Linked DNA regions of Homo sapiens: region 2 is linked to region 1. The links are chromatin loops, found by intact Hi-C in ENCODE. Cell type or tissue: ascending aorta. All regions are shown on one strand. Each heading gives the region's core, and the rest is flanking DNA. Links, peaks and the distances in the headings are about the cores only. Region 1 has its middle 320 kb from the start of CYP26B1. Region 2 overlaps CYP26B1 (cytochrome P450 family 26 subfamily B member 1).

What was found. Hi-C counts contacts between places; a loop is a spot of excess contacts. Peaks named below come from ENCODE experiments on the same cell type or tissue, not always from the same donor. Only the 100,000 strongest peaks of a DNase experiment are listed, where the experiment ranks them.
Region 2: a loop joins it to region 1, with 5 times the contacts of the local background. A loop is called at or near these places in 1 of 110 quality-filtered maps.

The regions. Positions count from the first base shown.
Region 1 is chr2:71,824,995-71,840,478 of GRCh38, reverse strand. No RefSeq gene overlaps it. Among named protein-coding and RNA genes, the nearest start is that of CYP26B1, 320 kb to the left of the region's middle. RefSeq lists an enhancer at 9,079-10,278. In ascending aorta, for the core only: no CTCF peak of the experiment used is centred there; DNase peaks (open chromatin) are centred at 6,147 and 9,038; H3K27ac peaks cover 2,694 bases.
Region 2 is chr2:72,141,715-72,146,714 of GRCh38, reverse strand. CYP26B1 (cytochrome P450 family 26 subfamily B member 1) reads left to right here. Exons shown (of 6, transcript NM_019885.4): 2 at 2,502-2,726. Among named protein-coding and RNA genes, the nearest start is that of CYP26B1, 3.6 kb to the left of the region's middle. RefSeq lists an enhancer at 1-177. In ascending aorta, for the core only: a CTCF peak has its summit at 2,350; DNase peaks (open chromatin) are centred at 1,154, 1,694, 2,104, 3,474 and 4 weaker places; H3K4me3 peaks cover 4,343 bases; H3K27ac peaks cover 5,000 bases; H3K27me3 peaks cover 428 bases.

The sequences.
Region 1 (15,484 bases), core at 5,915-10,914:
ACTCAGTGGGTGGGCATATTAAACACAGCCACAGAGATAATTAGTCAACTGGAAGACCATTTTGAGAATATTCCCCAAATTGCAGGACAGAAAGAAAAAGAGATGGAAATATAAATGGGAGTTTAATAAATGTTTCAGGAAGAAAGAGAAAGTACCAAATATAAATTTCTGAATGGAAAGAATAAAGAATGAGGAAGAGGCAATATTTAAAGAGATAACAGTTAAGAACTATCCATGTTCTTGATGAAAATCATGACTTCTCATATTCAAGAAATAAGAATTCCTAACAGGACAAATAAAAAGAAATCCACATCTAGACACTTCATAGTCTATTAAGTGTCAAGGAATTGCAGAACCCAACGGATAATAAAAGCAGCCAGTAGTAAAAGACAGATTACTCACAAAGGAAAAATATTTAAAAGTACAGACTTTTCATCAGCAATAAGAGAGGTCAGATGACAACTGGACCATCTTCAAAGTACTGAGAGAAAGCAACTGCCAACTAAAATTCCACACCCAGATAAAGTATAATTCAAAAGTGAGAATGAAATAATGAGATTTTCATAAGAACAGCAGACGCATACTTGCAGGCCCTCACTGAAAAGCCTACTAATGGATGCTTTTCAGGAAAAAAGAACTGAACCCAGAGGTTAGTAGTGGGATGTGAGAAACTATAGTGAACAAAAAAGTTGGTAAACATATAGACAAATCTAAAGAAGTATTGATTCTATAAAACAAGAATTATCATGATGATTAATTTGGGGGCATTACGCGCATGGGAATGAAATACAATACTTTAAATACAATAAATATTTTGGCATGCAAAAGTTAGAAGATGCTTGGTCCTCGTACTGTTTAGAAAGAGTATAGATATATTGAATAACTTTGGACTTTGTTAAGCAGCAATGTAGACAAGGTAAGTTCCCATAGAACATAAACAAATATGTATTTTCCAAATAAGAGTGATCAAATGGAATATTAAGCCCTCCAATAATTCAAAAGAATAGAGAAACAGAAAAAAAACTAGAGAAATTGGAGAAAATAGAAAATCCAAAATAATATAATAAAATGAACCCAAATGAATTAATAATCACAGTAAGTGTAAATTAATTAAACTTTCCAGTTTAAAGGGAAAGATTTTCATCACTTTATATTGGTTACTTGAGAATACAGCTAAGTGCTTTTAGAAGATATATTGTAAATGTAAGAACACAGGAAAGTTAAAAACAAAAGATAAAAAAGTATATCTACTTGGCAAATATTTACCAAAAGAAAACTGGTATAGCTATATTTTTTCTACTTTGACCTGGGTGTACAACCTTTATTAGTGTCAAGTTTTTTTTCTTAACAATCACCTCATGCGTGTGGTTCAAATCAGTCATAGATAATTTGAGGCCATATTTCTTTATCATATGAACTATTACTGAGCCATGTTTTCACCATGCTGTGCTTACAAATTTGACTTTCTAATTTTTATTGAGATATATTTTACATACAGTTAATTGCACACTACAGCCTGATAAGTTTTGACCCATACATACACACTGGTGAAAACCACACCTCAGTCATGGTAGAGAATATTCCCATCACTTTTATGCCACCTTCTGGGGGGTCCTCCCCTCCTCCACCCCCAAAGCAAGCCACTGTTCTGCTTTCTATCATGTTAGTATTATCTGTTCTGGAACTTTCTATAAATGGAATTATATAGTATGTACTCTTTACACCTGACTTCTTTGATTTAAAGTGATGTGTTTGAGAGTCATCCACGCTGCTGCAGTCGTGGTTCATTCCTTTGTATTGCTGAGTAGTATTCCACTGTATGATTAGACCACAATTTTAAAAATCTATCTGTTGATAAACATTTGGTTGCTTTTACTTTGGGGTAATTATGAATAAGCTTCTGCAAATTATGACCAATCATGAACCATCTTTTTGCGGATCTGTGTTTTTATTTCTCTTGGGTAAATACCTGGAAGTGGTATTGCTGGTTATACATTAGGTATGTGTTTAACTTTATACAAAACTGCCAAACCGTTCTTCAAAATAGTCATCTCTCAGTATCCATGGGAGATTTGTTCCAGGATCCCCCTACCAAAATCCATGAATACTCAAGTTCCTTACATAAAATGGTGTAGTATTTGTATATAACCCATGCACATCCTTCCATGTATTTTAAATCATCTGTAGATAACGTAGAATGCCTAATCCAATGTAAATGCCACGCAAACAATTGTTATATGATATTGGTTGTTTATTTGTATTATTTTTATTGTTGTATTATTATCTGTTACTGGGTATTTTAATAATTTTTTTTATCTGTGGTTGGTTAAGTCCATGGATGTGGAACCCACAGAGGGCTGACTGTATTGATATCAGTATAAGTAGAATTGTTATTATTGTATTGTTTATCTTTTCATTATTGATTTGTATCTTTATTCTGGATATGAATCAGATAGATAGAGTTCTTCTAGTTTGTATCTTGCTTTTTAATTTTTCTAATAATATTTTTTGATAAGCAAATATTTTTTATTTTGATGAGCAAAAGTTATGTTTATAATTTTTTTAATTTTATGGTTAGTACTTTTTTTTGTCCAACCTAGGAAATCTTTTCCCCGAAGTCATAAAAATATTATCTCATGATTTCTTCTTGAAGCTTTATAGTTTTAGCTTTTACATTCTGATCTAATCCAGGTCTAATAAATTTTTGTGTTAGGAGTCAGCATTGAATTTTGTTTTCCATATGGCTATCCAGTTGTTCCAGCACTATTTGTTGAAAAGACTTTCCTTTTCCCATTGAATTGCATTGGTACCCTTGTGGAAGCTGCAATGCAACAAACAAAAAGTTATATTTTCCAGCTTCCCTTTGCAGCCAGATATGTCCAAGTAATTAAATAAGCTCTAGCCAGTAAGATATAAGTAGAAGTATTGTAGGAAACTTCCAGGAAAACCCTTTTAAGGGGCAGAGACGTTTCTTTATCTTTGCTTCCTGTTCTGTCCTGATACTTGAAAAGGGTGAAATGATTGGAGCTTCAGCATTGATCTTGGAATATGAGGTGTCCCTGAGAATGGAAGCCAGGGTAGTGAAGCAGAAAGATCCAAATAGTGTGGATTTCTTATGACTTCATGCACTGCTCTACTAACTGTGGGCTGCCTACCTTAGGCTTCTCTCATGGGCAAAGAGAAATAGTTTTTTCTTTAAGGCACTGAAGTTGCATCTCCAGTAGGCACTGCCAAATCAAACCTTAGCTAGAGTAATTGTTTAATAATATTTCTTCACCAATATACTATAAGACCCAATGAGGAAGAGACTGTTTCTAGTTTGTCCCCTCCTATATTCTGTAATTTGGTGCAGTGCTTATATAAATTGGATTTATGAAAAGAAAATAAAGAAGGGAAGGAAGGTAGGAGAAAAAGAAGGAAGAAATCAGGGGGAAATGTAGTCTATCTGTGGACTCTTAACTGTACGAATGATCATAATCCAAGAGTGTTTGTTAATGAACCAGTGTCAACCTGAAGACTATACTGGTTCCTGCCTTCCTCAACATTTTCATCAGTAGTTTGCATGAGAATAATGGCTGGACGCAAATCAATTTGACAGATGCTGTAACTGTTAACAGAAATAATTAGTACATTAGACTCTACAATCAGGAGCCAAAATATCTTAACTGGTTGGTAGGCAGAATAATGGCCCTCTCAAAATTGTCCATGTCCTAATCCCTGGAATCTAAGGATATGTTACCCTTCATGGTAAAAGGGACTTTGCAAGTATGATTATGTCAAGCATCTTGAGAAGGGAAAATGATCCTGGATTATCTGGGTGGGCCCAATGTAATCACAAGAATCCTTTGATACTGCTGTGGCTGGTCAATGGAAAAAAAAAAAAGAAAAAGAAAGAAAGAATCTTTTGAATAGTTACAGAAGGAGATGTGAGGGTAGAAGCAGAGTAGGAGAGAGGTTTGAAGATATTGTGCTACTGACTTTAAAGATGGAGGAAAGGGTCTTGAGCCAATGGATGCTAGCAACCTCTAGAAACTAAAGAAGACAAGGAAATTGGTTGTCTCTTAGAGCCTCCAGAGGAACGCAGCCCTGCCTAGGCCTAGATTTTAGCCCAGTGAAATCCATTTTTGACTTCTGATATGCAGGGCTACAAGATAATACATTTGTGTTGTGTGTTGTAATTTTTTTACAGCGGCTATAGGAAACTAATACTCTGGTTGAGATGATAAGGTGCATCTAGCAAAACTAAGTATTTTAAAATGTAGGTTTAGTACAAAATCCTATATTAAGGTCCAGGAAAATAACCAAATACAAATTGCCAGGACATAGAAGACTATTTCAGTTTGTAAAGGGCCTAAGAATTTTGATTGACTATAAGCTCAGTGGAAAACAGACAGACACAAAAATACTTGCAGTCTTGGAATGAAAAAATGCACCATGTCATCATTTAGGAAGGGCCCCATGGGTACCACGCCATCTCTGATACATGGCGCTAAGTTGTGGCTTCAATCCTTTAAACAGGATATTGACAAATAGAAGGGGCAGCGAGATGGGGAGGAATCTGAAATCCATGTTTCAAACAGAAGAAATGGGGCATGAAAATTTCATCAAAAGAAGAAAAGGTCTAAGAATACTTGCCATTTTATTAAAAATATATAACTTATGCTTTGTGCTCCCTAGGGTAGAACTCAAACCCAGAAGTACCGAGAGGTCTATTTTAGTTCCACATGAAGAAGAAATCTTTAACTGCTGAGGTGGCCCTGAGATGGGATTATTTCTTTGGGGGCAGGAATTCTGGGGTCCCTTCCCCTAAATGTATCTGAACATAACTTGGAGGTGTATTTTAAGGTCCCTCTGGCCCTCAGAGAATGTGTCCCTTGAATGGGAATGGGAAGTGTGTTAGGAATGGGGTTGTGGAAAGGAGGGGAATTACTTTACTTTCTCATCCAACCATCTCACCTCCACTCAAGCCACAATTACAAGAAGAAACCTGGACAGTTAGAATTCTGGCTTCATCTTGGAAAGCCCCAAATTTTGCTGATACAGGAAGAGGGGCTTGAGTTCTTGTCAGGCAATTCACGCCCACTCTCACCTCAAGTCTCTCCACCCCATCACCAAAGGAAAAATACAAACCAAAATAAAAACATGTTATTACATCAGTAGGGCTTCTCACAATCAGTCAAGTCTTAAAATTGAGGAAATATTGTATTTTCTGTTTTGTGCCAGTTCTCAAAAAAAAAAAAAATAGAGTGCCAAAATTAGCTGTGGTGTTCTATTCCTCACAGAGCCTCACTCCTGCTGATCATGGAGAATAAGGAATCCCCCTCCCCAACTCCTCCCTTCCTGGGGCACTCTGCACCCAATCCCCCAGGAACCCCAGCTTTGTGGGGGAAGCATGGGGGAACTCCTTTCCCAAAGCGAGACATGGCTCTTGACTTTAGGGAGGGCTCAGGACTCTGTCTCTTGCTGGGTCCCAGCCTTAACATCTGCATGGGGAGAGGTCAGATGAGGGACACAGATTAATGAGAGAGTAGACAGCCTATGCACAGTAGACAGCGCAAGAGAGTAAACAGCTCAAGAACCTCTTTCAGGTTCCAGGGAACAGGGGACCCTTGGGTACAAAGGATCTCAGGTTGGGGGGTGCTAAGAATGCATCCTTCCTGGAACAAACTTGAAGCCACAGATTAGTAGTTTCAGTCCTGCACATGGCACCCCCAACTATTGCCAACTTTAAGGGAATTTCCATCTCTCCTTTGCCCCTCAGTTCACCCTCCGCCCCTGCCCAATCCCCAGGATGGTGGGAAGGGAACTGTGGAAATTCCCTTTTTAGGAACATGGGGTAACAGAGAGCAGGATAAAGGGATACTGAGAACAGAAAAAGATCCTTCGACCCCCACCCACCCACTTTCATCCTCAGCCAGGGCACTCTCCGAAAGGAAGAGGGACTCACCAGACTCATCTGCAGGTGCTGAATTTTCCCAAGGCCTCTAGCCCACCCTCCTCCAGTCTCCCAGCCAGCCCATCCCACTGGGGAGTCAGCAGGCCCAGCCAACAGCTGGATTGTGCAATCAGAAGCCCAGATGTGGCTGGGACTCTGGCTTGCGGCAGCTGCCTCTGTCATCACCCAGGGCCTATGGCCTTCATTTCACCCTTGAGCTGTACTCTAGCAACATTCCTGTCCCCATCCCAGACAGGTCCCACCCAGCCACCATCCTCCTCCAGCAGCTCCAGGAAACACTTGGCGGCTGAGAATCAACAGCCTAGCTCGGCCACAATATGTCATGCGACCAGTGTGGGAGGCCTTACCCTACCTAGGCCTTAATAGGTATGAGCTAAAGCTTGAGCCCAAGTTCTCCAGTGAATTTTCTCCTCATTCCTGAGGTCTTTGAGTTTAGTGATGCATTTATTGCTCCCCACAGGAACTGGAAAAGATATAAAATTGCTTTTATTGCCCTTGGGTATTCTAAACAGGGCAAGGTCACATCCCGTTGTGCAGCTACCATGACCACTGTTTTCATAAAACCTTAGGTGTGGTCAATGTCATGCAATGCCATTGATTGTTTGGCCTCAGAGTTGGCAGCTGGTCAGACTTACAGTAGGCCTACTCACTCCTCCAGATAGGAGAGCCTGGCTCAGCAGATGCACTGTAATTATTTGCTAAACAGAAAAATAAAATGAAGATTCACAGAGATGGAGAGAATTGTCCAATGCCACACAGCAAATCAGCAGCAGAGATGGGATCAAAGCCCAGGTGTTAAGCCTTGCAATCAGATTCTTTTTCTCCATACCATACTCTCTGACTTCATAATGATAATGGTGGTAATAATGGTGATAGTACTGGTGGCTGATGATAATGGTAGTGGTCATGATGGTGATGGTGGTGGTGATGATGATGATGATGATGGAAATAGTGATGATAATATTGGTGGTGATGGTGGTGGAAATGGCAATGGTAATGGCGATGATGGTGGTAATGGTGGTGGTGATGATGGTGATGATCCTGCTGGTGGTGGTAGTGTTGATGGCAATAATAGTGGTCATGGTAGTGGTGATGATGTGGTTAGGTGATAGTGGTGATTATGGGAGGAATGGCGATGATACGGTGATGATGATGGTAATGATGATGGTTAAGGTGGTTATAGTATGATGATGGTGGAGATGGCGGTAATGATGGTGACACAGCCTTGATGTGATAATGAAGATAAATTGCCTTCTCTCAGGGAATTCTCTTTAGGAATACATATTTTTGGATTTAATTCTTCAACCTTGGAATGATTTGGAGTTTGCGTCCTCATTCAAATCTTCATTCAGCAGCAGAAACCAAGTGTTGTGTGGCTGCCATGAGAATGCCCTGTTGGAACTCCTGCTGTGATGAGCAGATGGACAGGTGGCTCCTGCTGCTGTCCTTATAGATCTGCCATATCACTTGTGCCAAGGCCCTGCTTCCCAAGGGCTACTCTGGCCAGTGACCAACCACAGCGAGGTGACTGGCTCAGGCACTCCCCGTCCGACTCCACATCATGGATGAAATTTTCTTAGAACTGCACTGCAGTCTCAGACTCTTCCTCCCCAGCCCTTCTTTCTTCCTTCTCTCCTCCATAGGAGTCCAACATGCAGTGCCATCTGAAGGCTGTGCTCCCCTTCTCTAGCTCCTTCTCTTTTATTCCTCACAGCCATTTCCCCCAACAAATCTCTTCCATGTCTGCTCATGTCTTGTTCTATGTTTTTCAGCAGAATCATATTAATAAGCCTGGGTCACCAAACTGAGTAATACCACTCTGGCAAAAATAAAAATAATGGCTAAAATATTTTAGCAATGAGAAGAATTTTCTTCTGTGACTTAGAAGCTGTATCTGAGGACAGTTCCAGGCAGGAATGTTTGTAAACTTTGAGAAGGAAATTTGAGTTTGCCTTTGGCTAATTAAATCCTTGCTAGGGATCTGACATACAGTGGAGAGAAGGGAGGAAGGTGGGGGATCCACAGGACAGAGATCCCCTAAGGGGAATAAGCTAGATATGTTTCAGGGATGGTGAGCGACTCAGAATGACAGGAGTGGAAGAGAGGAGGAGGGGAAGAGAAGCTAAAGCTGGGCAGAAGCGGGGAACCAGGTAAAGACCTTGCAGCCAGAGCAAAGACTTGAGATTTGATGAGACAAGAAAAGAGGTAACAGAAGACTTGTGAAGGGGTGGCAGTGGCATTGCAGAGGGGCAGGGTAAGAAGGGGTTTCAGGGAAGGTACCACTTGGGGGCTGTGGGGGTCATCCTGCCAAGCAACAAGGAGAGCTGGGATTGAAATGGTAGATGTGGCAGAAATGGAAAAGTGGTGCTGAGAAAGGATGGACCCATTTTGCTGCCTAACTGGATGTGGGAGGTAAAGAAGAGGAGCCATGTCCCAGGGGCTCAGCCTGGGAGGAGACTGGAGGCATCCCTGACATAAACAAGATGGCCGAAAGGAGTTACATTCTGGAGGGAAGACTGTGAATTGTTTTGGGTCATGATTCTCCAGTAGTCATGTCCACTGAGGACTTGAAAACATGAACCTAGAGCACAGAAAAGAAGCTTTAGACTGGGTTGTAGCGAGGGAGCAAATGAACTCTCCTCTAGGAGCCGTTGTGTGCACTATAGATTCCTAAATGGAGAAAGCAGAGTCTTAGAAAATAACCTGCCCCTGCTTTGCTGGCAGAGAGGTAGGAAATGGCGATGGAGAGGCAGGGAGCTGGAAGGTAACAAGACAGACAGGAAGGGCAGAATTCCCGGGAAACAAGGTTGAGGCAGACATTTGCAATCCTGAGGGCTGGATCCCACAACCCGCGTCCTTCCACAGCCTTCCAGCCTGAGGGGTGCCCATATTGGCCCTGAAGGAAATGGGGACAGGCATCTGGGGCTTCCCATGGACCTCAAAGAAACTCTCCTCTAGGGTCATGCCAGAACAGAAGGGTGACATTCTGGCAGAGCTCGGGACTGTGGAGCCTCCCATGGGGCAGCCTCCTACAGCCTGCTCCCGTGGTGCAGTGGACACGTCGCTCTCCTGGGGTCAGCGCTGGGGCGGCAGCAGCCTCTGTGTGAGGTAGTGGTGCTGGCATCTGCTTCCCTGGAACAGGCACTAGGAAAACAGATGACCTCAGGCTGAAAGCTCTTAGAATCATTGCTCAGAAGAGGGCAGAAAAGACAGGCTAAAAATACACGCAGACCCAGATTCCCTACCTCTCCAGAAAAATTCCAAGAGAGTGTCCTACAAATGCATCTGATGCAGGCCCCTGAAATCTGCTGTTTCCTCACCAGCCTATCCATCACTCTCTCCTCGGGGCTTACACACCTGCCTTCTACCCAGGCCTGGCTCCTCTCCATCTCCAGAGCAGGCTGGGCTCCTTCCTACCTCCCAAACTTTGTCTGCATTCTCCCCTCCCCGAAGCACTCTCTCTTCTCCTCGTGGTTTATCCTCAGCTTGTTCAGGACTCATATTCATCTCACAGATCACCTCTGACCTCTTCTGGGGAGGCTCCCAGGCTTCTAAGCTCCTTTTGACTAAGAACCTGAATCACACAATGTGCCACTGGATGGTCTATCTTTCCCTCAATTTCTGAAGGTTAGATTGATCTTCTTATAAAAGAATCTTCTTAATGGCAGTCGGGGGAGGAGCGTGAGGAATCTCTGCCTGGGCTTTGCCCTGTGCCTCCTCCCTTTGGTTGAACCTCTGGGGGCCCTGGTGAGATCTCACATCAGAAGCTGGATTTCGATTGCTGCCGTTGTAACTGACTGGGATTTTTATTCTTTAGTGGCAGGAATGAGGACACGTGGAGTCAAGGGTGTGTCTCATGGCTGACCATTCCTATACAACTGTACCTTTGCTCTTCCCCCAGGGCCCTCTCCTTCTCACTGCCTCAGTCCAGCTGTCTCACTCTGAATGTGGGAGCCTCTGAACTACAAAAGCCCTGGGCGTAAGCAAACAATCTGACCCCTAGCAGGTCTCTAAAAGTTGCAGGTCGATAGAAGGAAGGAAGGGAGAGATGGAGGGAGGGTGAGAGAAGAAAATTAGTTTTTAAATCTAAAACTTCGGGCAGAAAAATGGAAATGAGGAATAAATATGTAGACTTTCTATAGCACAATTTAGTGTGTAATTATAACATACAAACAGTACAGTGGCTCACAAAGACATCAGTCTATCTCAGTTTTAACAAAGTAACTACAGATTATGGTCAGAATAGTAAACATTAAATCTTTCAATATTCTGGAGAAGAGCCAGGATGCTTACCTCTACAGCTCAGCTTGACTCACAAAGGGAGGGAAGTCCTCCTAGCTTCTCTCCAACCTTGGGCATGGCAGGGGGAATGATCATGAACCTCCTCCTCATCTTCCTCCTATCTGGTCCTTGAGAAACGCGTTGCTCTAGTCAGAGCAGAATGCTCCCTTGACCAGGCTTTCTGAGAGTGGGCTCACTCAGATACCACCTTCCTTTCCCTCTCACTTCCTGGGACTCAGCCTTCCCAGGCAGGCACGACCACCTTCCTGCCCACTCTCGCTTACTGTGCTGTGTCACACCTCCCAGACACAAAAGCAGCCATGTCTTTCTCTGTTTGCCTGTGGGTAGGTGGATGGGACATTTCCAGCCTATAGCTAGGTGGAGACGTGGATGTTAGGGACTTGGGGACAGGAAACATCCCTTGGGCTTCCAGGAAAGGGTCTCTGGGGCCAGCCCAGCTTATCAGAGAAGTCCTGCTTCAGGGAGATACTGGGCACTCATCAGAGATTGAGCTACTACTGTGTTTCCCTTTTGGATTTTATCCTTATGCTGTGATTCCCTTGGCAGGAAACCTGGAAGGAAGGGAGGTGAGCAGCCAGATTCAGGCCCCAAACCTCCCTGGAGTCCCAACAAGAAGCCAGGGCAGCAGTAATTCAGTGAAGATGCTGAATATGCCGTTCTCAAGGTCACACTCCCCCCATATCCTGTACATTCTGTGAAATTCTGCCCACAAGGCAGTGGATTAAGGTGGAAAGGAAAGGCTAAGAGATAGGAGACCTACAATTCCATCTCTGCTCCTAAAGAAATCCTTCCTCCTCTGCGGCCTCAGTTTCCTCAATGTAGAATGAGACTCCTCACTTGAAGCAACTTTATGGCCAGAATTTAGTTTGATACTTACAACCTTGTGTGCAGGAGAGAAGCCGACATGATCCCAGGCGTTGGGATTTAAGGGTGGAGTGGTGGAGTTAGGAGAGGAAACTCACATGTGTGAACCAACTGGCGAAAAATGCAAGAGAGAGTTTGATTGAATGCCTGAGTTAGTGGATCAGACCAGCAGTGCCTGGCTTGTGGGCTGGAGCTCTTGCAAGAGATCTGTACATCCATATGCCCTACAAGCATCGACCGAAGGCTGAATAAATAATACAACTTGCACGTATATGTGGGACTATTTTTCAAATCATCAATGCTGCTGTCACAAATAAAATGCAGATTCATTTGAAAGTGGTCCTGAATGCAGACTCCCTTTGGGTTGCTATGCATTTTCTCAAGCAGCAGACCTTATAAAGACAATTGTTGTTTACAGGGACATAAAACAATATCTGGCCTTTTATTTAAAATACTCGAGGGAAAAAAGGCAGGGGTGGATGAAACTGGAAGGAGAGAATGTTAATAATTATTGAAGCTGGATGATGAGTATTTGGGGGATTATTATACTCTTGTCTCAACTTTTGTATGTTTGACATTTTCCATAATAAAATGTTTCTTTAAAAGTATAAATGCTCTTTCTTATGTGGTCATTCATGAAATCTTTTGACATTAAAAAAGGGATTATTTGTGGAAAGCTGCTCACAACACACTGTTGAGTGAAAAAACACAGTTATAAAGCCATATGTAAGTATGAGTCTAATTCGCTTTCTTTAAAACAGCAAGGGTGTGTGCGTGTGTGTGTGCAGGAAAAAACCTTCATTTTAGACCTTCACTAAGATGTGAATGGTGGTTAACCCTAAGTAGAGGAAATGGGGCAGGTTATATTTTCTTTATTTTGTTTATCTGTATTTCCAATGAACATACTTTCCTTTTGTGATCAGCCTGAAATATTTGTTAAGATTTATGGTAGGTATTCTTAATTCAATAAGGCTGGGAGTTGCTCCTTCAGGGAGATGGGCGTGGGTGCCAGACCTTGGGAAGCTGTCATGGTGGACAGCCTCACCCCGGATCTCAAGAATGGGTAGGATTTAGAAATCCCCAGGCGGGTGAGAAGGCGTGCTGGGCAACACATAAACCAGGACATCTTGTCTTGAGAGAGTGACTTTCCCAGGGCAGGGGTGAGCCCAAGGGCCAGGGGCTGCAGAGGGTGTAGAGCAGGGATGGAGGGGCTGGGTGGGGCAAGGTCTTGAAGGGCCAAAGGGTTCTGGGAAAAGAGGAGCCTGAATTTCTGGCTAAAAATTGCCCTGGGTATGTGTGTGAGTGTGCACGCGCATATTAGCTGTGGCATTCAGAGCAAGGAATAATTGGAAAAACATGGCCAATGCTGAGCCACACGCATTTGGGGACATGTGGCTCCAGTTCTAGGATTGTTTGTCATTCCTTATTTCAGGGAAGCAGGAAGACAAAAGATGAAGCATTGAACTAAACGAAGATTCAGATGACACCAAGGAGTCAACTTGAGACCAAGACCATCAGCTATCAAAAGACATCTTTTGGGGCCTCCACCCATCCCATGACCAATCACACTGTGAGGTTGTCCATATGTCCTGCCAGCTGCCGCCAGGACCAGTGCCTTAGCAACAGGAGCTTTTGCACGCTGGGAGAGGGAACTCTGGCACCTTCCCAAGGGTTTGCCGGAAGGGAGCTGGAGGGGCAGCAGGATGGAGAGGAAGAGGGCGCATTACAGGCAAACTGGAGACAATCCGGGAAACTCCCAGAAACCCCAGCAAAGACTGCAGAGAGAGCCTGGGGATCCACAGAGGCCTACATGACCTCAAGGCCCAGAGTCACTGGCTTCCAGAAGGCAGGGAAGTTGATGACATGCATCTCTGTACCTCTGTGTCCTTACCGGTAACTAAAGCAGAGGCCTGGGGGCCTGGTGGGGAAAGTGGCCCAGATCAGACCTCTAGGGGATCCAGAGAAGGCAGAAGACCTTAGAGGATTCAGAGCCTAGGCTGGGAAAGTAGTCTCTTGCTGGGAAGACCTGCAAAGGGATGGCCATTTGCAACCCTCTTGAGCAAGATGGTGGAAGGTGGACTTGTAAACTGCTAGCATGGGGCTTCCCTGAGTTCTCTTCACTCATTGCTACCTAGAAGACCTTGACTTCACCTAGGGTGCAGAGTCTTGAGGTTTTAAGACTGAATGCGACCTTACCCAACCTTGCTCTGCCCTTTGCCAGAACACTACATGTGGTACTTGACTCTGGAAAGACAACAAACGTGAGATTCCCTTCCCAGTCCTGCATCCCTAACTCCTTTCGCCTGGCTTATCTCCTCCTAGGAGGCCTGGGCGGCAGCCTTCCCCAGGAATGTAAGAGCTTCCTCTTTGCTCTTCCAGCCAAGTCCCTTTCCCCCTTCACTTAGCTAAAATAAGATTGGACTTTCTCAAAATGTTTACTAGGAAACTAAGAAATAAACAAAACAAAACCAAAGGCAAGTGATGGAGGTTGATGAACTATTACAGGATTGTAGAATCTAACAGCAATCTTCGGTCAAAGAACCCAACTCAAATCTCTCGGGATTTTTTTTAGAAGTGCTTCTTATTTCTTCTTTCTTATTTTATTATACTAGTCCTCATTCTCATTATGTTTTGCTAATCCTTTTGAGCACATGCTATGTGCCAAGCATTTTGCAACATGATCATTTATCGTTTTATCAGGCAAGGCATTGTGTACATATATCATTGTATCATGCTCAGACGGGTTAAATAATTCATCCACAGCTGTTCCCCTGGAAAGTGGCAGGGCTAGATGTTGAAACCAGGCTCTCTGACCTTAAAACTTATGTATTGATCACCCTCCACCCTGCCTCTCTTTGACTGTGTGTCCACACCCCTCCTTGTAACTCAAGGCATCTAATGTGAAGTGCCCTGCCAGGGACACATGTGAACCTTTGGACCCATTCCTGCTCCAGGTGAAATTCATGCAGAAGCTCCTGACACTGGTTATGAATAGTTTGCAACTTCAAGAAAACAAATAAATGCGATTGTCTTACATTTCCTTTACCTTTTCTTCTTATGGACTTCAGGTGCAGAGTTACAGTGTCTGCTCCATGATTCATCATCATTAGTTCACATGTGGATTTCCTTTATTTCTTATATATGTATTTGTTTATTTTTAAGAAAATAAACACCCACAGACCACCACCCATCTCAAGAAACAGAACATTACAGACAATTTACAACTACCTATTTTCCTCCCCAATCCTGTTGCCTGGCCCCATCTCCTTATCATTCTCTTGCTTTTTTAAAAAAAAACTCATTTAAACTTATATATGTATATATGTATTTTAAAACATAATTCTTTAGTTTTATTTGTTTTCAAACTTGTGGGATTAGAGCTGAGGGCCAGAACCTTCTGAAGTTTCTTTTTTTCATTCTAAATAATGTTTCATCCAAAATGTATGGATTCATCCATGTAAGTAGTACATGGATGTATACTTTTTTTCTTTTCCTTGTTCTTATAACTACAAATAGACATATAAGTTTAACAAGATTTTTCACCACCTTTGAATCTAAAATATCTTGCAGTAGCTCTAGAATTTAGCTCTTTTCTTAAAAGATACTTCAAAAAGTATCTTCAGTGTGCGTCTTTTGCAGCTGGTCATCTGAGCCCATGTATAACTGGGAATATTTTTATTATGTCATTCAAATGACAATTTGGGTATATACAAAAGTCTTAATTCAAAGGTTTTCCTTCAATATTTAAAAAATATTAATCCATTGTCTTTTTTACTCTGCTGCTGCTATTCAGAAGTCTGATGTCAATACAGCTCTTGCACCTTTGTAGTTGTTCAGTCCTTTCTCTAAAGAAGCTTTTAAAATGTTCTCTTCTTTCATATTCTTATATTTTACTGTAGTGTATTCAGGAGTGAGATTTTCCTTCTTTCTCCTGTTTGCACTTTATTGCACTTTATTGATCCATTTAATCTCATATTATTTATTTTTTAATTCTGGCAAACATTTCTCTATTATTTTATCAAATACTTTCTATATATTTTTATCTTCTTAATTCTTATGCTTTTATCTTCTTCTGGGACTCTTATTATCTGGATGTTAACACTTGCATACTCTATCTTCTTTAACTTTTTTTGTGTATGTTCTATTCCTTTATCCTTTCCTATCACCTTCTGGAAAGCTTCCTCAATCTGATCTTCCAATTCATTAATTTGTTCTCCGGCTGTATTCATACTATTATTTATTTGTGTATCATGTTCTTTATTTCAACTATTATATTTCTCTTATGTAATAATTCTACCGGGTACTTTTAAAATTTTTAAAATTGTCATTTCATAGTATTACATATATGGTGCTCCATTTCTG
Region 2 (5,000 bases), core at 1-5,000, 310 kb before region 1:
GGAGGTGTATTTGTGTGTACGCGCGTTTGTTCTGTTAGGGGAAGCAGGGATGTCCTGAAACTGACAATCCCCGCACTAGAGAGGTGAAGCGAAAGGTGAGCGCTGCGACCTGTGGGTTTACAGGTGCGAAAGCTTGGCTTGAAATTAACAGACGCGTGCAATCCGCGCGCTCGCGCACACACGCACTCACCCTGCCCCGGGACGAGTGACAGCGGAGCGGGGGCGGGGAGGGGGTTCGAAGTTCCTCTGCCCTGTGGTCTTTCCACGTCCCGGATTAGGCCCATCTCTTTTTGGGGTTGTTCGTGCAATGAGGTGGGGGTCCTTTCAACCAATGGATGTATCACCCCCCCACCCCCCGCAAAGAAATCCCCAGAGCCTTTCCCTCGCCACCACACTTAAAGTGTCAACTGCAGCGGTGCTCTAGGCTTTGGGCCGCGAATTTAGGAAATAAAATAACTTGGGCAACGGCTCCCGCCTTTTAGAGCCAGTCTGCTGAATCCACGGTCTGTCACCACCCACCCCCACTTCGTTTCCTGACCTCTCTGCCCCCCCTCAGGTCCCCATGACCTTTTCTCCGAATCCCACAAGAGCCCCTGGGGGTCAGCGTCCAACCTGCACAGAAGTTAGGGAGGAGGAAACCTAAGCCTCCCCATCCCTCCAACCCGGGGCCCTAGATCTGGAGGTGAGGAGGGAAATAGGGGGTACGTGTACAGGAGCGCCTAAGGGGTTAATGAGAGCCCTCTGAATCCCAGCGTTATTTTTTCGGAGTCATTTATCAGATTTTACGGGGGGACCTCCAAGGGCTCTCCGTTTCCACCGAGCGCCATCTAAACAGAGCCCAGGGCTAAAAATACAACATTTTTGTATAAATTGGACTCGCGGCCCGAGCGGCCGCCCCTATGAAAGTACTCTTTGTGAAGACCGTGGAAACGGCGGACAAATAACTCTTTATTAATGCCACAAAAAACGCACTTTAATTATAGTTAGGCAGATCAGAGGCGGGGGGTGGGGGCGAGGCGGCGGCGACCTCGGAAAATTCACAACCCAACTTTTGTGTTGAAAGAAAAGAAAAACAGAGGAAAAGAAGGAGAGGAAAGACGGAGAGTGAGACGGAGCGAGGGAGACGGGTATAGCAGACGGAGGGAGGGAAACCCTCGCCTCACCACCCCTTCTGTCGCACCCCACCTCCGCCTAGATTTTTCTTAAAGGGGTAGACGCCGTCTAGAAGGGCTGCACGGCAGGGGGAATTATCCCCGCCTTCCAGCCTGGGAGGGGGACAGCGTTCCCGCGGCCCAGCCCCCCTCCTGGCTGCGCGGGCGCTCCCAGCTCGTTCCCCGTCGCGCGCCGGGCCGGAGGCGCATGTGGAAAAGTGATTAGGGCTCCGGGTTCTGCAGAGTCACTTTTCGGCTGTACTGGCGTGTGTGCACATTTAGCTGGAAGTAGTTTTCTGTGGAAAAAAGGAAAGTGAGGAGGGGGACCAACCCGGGCTAGGGGGACTGAGTTGTCCCCTCGGGGGTGCAGGAGCGGGTAGATCTGGAGCCCGAGTCGGTACGCTCGTGGGCTGGCAGGCGGGGCGGCTAGACAGGTGGCGCCCCTCCCCTTTGCGCCGGGTGCTGCCCCGGCAGGAGAAGGGTTAACGTGGGGTGGGGTAACTAGTGCCGACGTCAAAGGTGAGCGGGACGCCCTTGCCCCCGCCCCTCTGAGGTCTCCACGGTTTCCGGTACCCGCGCCCGGCCGGCTCCGCCAGCCGTTTCGAGAGTCCGGCCGGCCCCGGCCCCGCCATCCTCGGCTTGCGCCGCCACCACCGGGGATCTGGTTACCTGCGCGGGTCGCCCTGCCCGGTCCCGCCCCGCCCCGCGCTCGGGTTCCAAACTCCAGGGCGGCAACCAAAGTCCGTCTCCGTTATTTCCAGGGCAAAATGCATTAGGAAAATCGCGGCTCTGGGCCCGTGACCCCGCCCTGCAGAGTCCTCCGAGGGCCGCCGGGTCCCTGCGCGGGCCACACCGGAGAGCGGAGGAAACTCCAACCCCCATCTGTAGTTGCTGCCTCCGGGCACCGACCGCTTACCGCTATAAATAATCTTTGGCCTGCGGCCACCCCGCGGGGTCTCGCCAGCCCGTGGCCCGGAGCCTGGAAATATTTATTCCGAGAGGCTCCCGAGCGCGGGGTGGGGGTGTGGGGGTGGGGGTGGGGGCGGAGACTCCCGCTTCGGGTCCAGCTGTCCGGGATACCTCTTTCCTCTCGAAAGTCATTACCAAAAAACAGCCTCCTGGGGGTGCCCCTGGGCCTCCGCCTCCTTGCATTATTTATTATCCTCTAGGCCCTACTTCGCAGTTCTTGTGCACGCTATGAAAAATAAAACCTGCGTGCTCGTCTGTGTGAGTGTGTTTGGTGGGGAGAGGGGGCAGGTGACTGTACCCCGGGTTGGGGTCCGCCGCCCCTCCCTCGCGGGCCCTCTGCAGAAGTGCACCCTGAGAGAGACCCGGGTGTGGCTCCCGCAGGGTTCTGGCTTCCAGTCGTCGCGGAGGGAGAAGTATGGCAACGTGTTCAAGACGCATTTGTTGGGGCGGCCGCTGATACGCGTGACCGGCGCGGAGAACGTGCGCAAGATCCTCATGGGCGAGCACCACCTCGTGAGCACCGAGTGGCCTCGCAGCACCCGCATGTTGCTGGGCCCCAACACGGTGTCCAATTCCATTGGCGACATCCACCGCAACAAGCGCAAGGTAAGAACTCTGCCCGTTTTCTTCCGCGCAATCCCTCCCCCACCTCGGGGCAAGGAGTTCCTGGAGCCCGGGGAATGTCCCCTACCGAATCTGTGCCCCCCTTTGCACACCATGCTTGAAGACTCCGCAGTTCCCCGCCGACAAGGCCTCGAGTCCGGATCCAGGGCCTGCTCCGGCCTCCTCTTGGTCCCTTTTCTTGCTGGCCGACTGCGTCATGGGCACCCCCAACGGTGGCTTGGAAGAGCTTGAGCGTGCGGGGTCTGGGGTGTCCAAAGCCTGTCCTTGCCTTGCTCCACAGAGCTGGAAAAAGAAGGGGGCGGGACAGTTGGCCGGCGTTCGCCTTTTCGCCACGTTTCCCAGGGAATTCCGAGGACTGGAGACCGATCATTCTAAAATCAAAGCTGTCCTTCCCACCACAGGCTGCTTGAAGGGAGTCGCGGGCAGGCGGCTGCGCGTGGAGGTTGGGGACAGCTTGTGGGCTGCGGTGGCGGGGCCTGGTCAGAGAGGTGCGGCGAGCCTGGGCAGCGGAGCGCACGGGTCTGGGCCGTGGGGGAAGGGCGGGCGGGGGGAGAGCAGGCGAGGCACGAGCGGGGATCAAAGCGCACCCACCCCCCCCCGAAAGAGGAAGGGAAAGTGGGTGTTTATCCCTTGGATTTCCCGAGCGACTGGAGGAGGCGCGGAGGAGGCGCGCACGGGACAGGCCCCCGCCCCTCCCGGCTGCGCTAGGCTCCCAGCGCTGGCGGCACGTGCTGTTTGAACTGCAGTAACCCGAAAGCGGAGCCAGCGGGCGGGCCCTAAGCCGCCGGGAGGGAGGCTGCGCGACCTCTCCCACTCCATTTTTTTCCACTGGGTCAGAGGACTCACCCAGGTTTGAAACCTAAGGAAAGGGAGAGGCAGCCCCCCGTCCCTGAGCGGTGGCAGACCGGGGAGGTGGGGAGGCGGACTCCCTCCGTCAGGGGCCGCATGTGCTGTGGTCTTGGCGAAGGTGGGGAGCGCTCTACTAGCCGACGCATCCTGTAGCACTTGACGTTCTCTGAACAGCCTGTGAAGGGTAATTCTTAACGGCAGACAAAAGAAGGAGCGGTCAAACCGAGGAGACTGGGTTGCATCCCTGCCCCCACCCCCGTTCCCTTATACAGCATGTATTTCAGGAACTGGAAAGGGGCTCCCAAAGTCCTCTCTTCCATCTGCCCCACTCCTAGCTGGAAGCAGTTACCACAGCCTGGGGGCGGCGGGAGAGGAGTTCTGGGGAGTGGCTGGAAGGGGCTGTAGGCTTCAGAATGAAGCCTCGGCTTTTCAAAGTTGCGGGCACTTATTTTTCCCTCAGCCTTTGCGACTCCACCAGAGGCCCATTCCAAAGAGCGAGGAGAGTGGAGACTCGGCTCCAAAAGAGATGGCTGCTTCCTGATCTCTGCTTTACAGAGGCTTTGGCCAGAGGGGTATTATTGTCCCCTTTTCATGGAAGGGGCCACTGAGGCGTAGAGCGGTTGAATGAGACTTGAACCAGGTCAGGAGACAAAGAAAATTTCGGGGAGAGCCTGCAACACTGGACTGCAGCGTCCGTGGGAATAGTCTCTGGGCCCCGGAGGAGAGTCCTCTTCTGTCCTGCATGCCTGGGGCTGCTGGAAGCTGGGGTGGACAGTGAGTGCTAGGAGGAAGGAGGTGTGGCCAGGACCAGAGTGTGAGACCCTGGGGTGCAGAGGGCTTTGGGGTGAGGGCGTTGTCTTGGGGTTCCACCCACCCTGGGCCTGACTTGGCCTCGGGCCTCCCGGTGTTGGCTGGGAAGGGCTTGCCTGGAAAACCCCAAGGTTTTTTGGCCTACATTGTCCATTTAGAGGGGAGGGAGAAGGAAGGGAGGGTGCAGATGACCCGCCTCAGGAATGCGGTGGGGGGAAGGGGGGATGCTGGGGTTGGGGTCGGGGCAGAAACTGAGAGCCTTGGCTGAGGCGCGATGGCTCCCTATTCAGAACAGCCGGTCTTTTAGCTCCCTGGGGGTGGGTGGGGAGTCACCAGAAGCTGGTTCATCCTGCCAGAGGCCTGAGAGCCAAATGCAGGGCCCCCTCTTTGTGTGTAGCAGTTTTATGCTTGCCACGTGGGGCATGTTGGTGGGGAGGGTCGAATGAGAAATGGGTAGTCAGCCAGATGAAAGGATCCTTCCCCCCAAATCTCCCTAACTGATGATTTCAGTTTACTGAACTCCATGAAAGTCCTGGAACTAGGTAGGTAGAATCTAGCTGGAGACTAGAACACTCAGGGCCACTGTTTCTAAATATC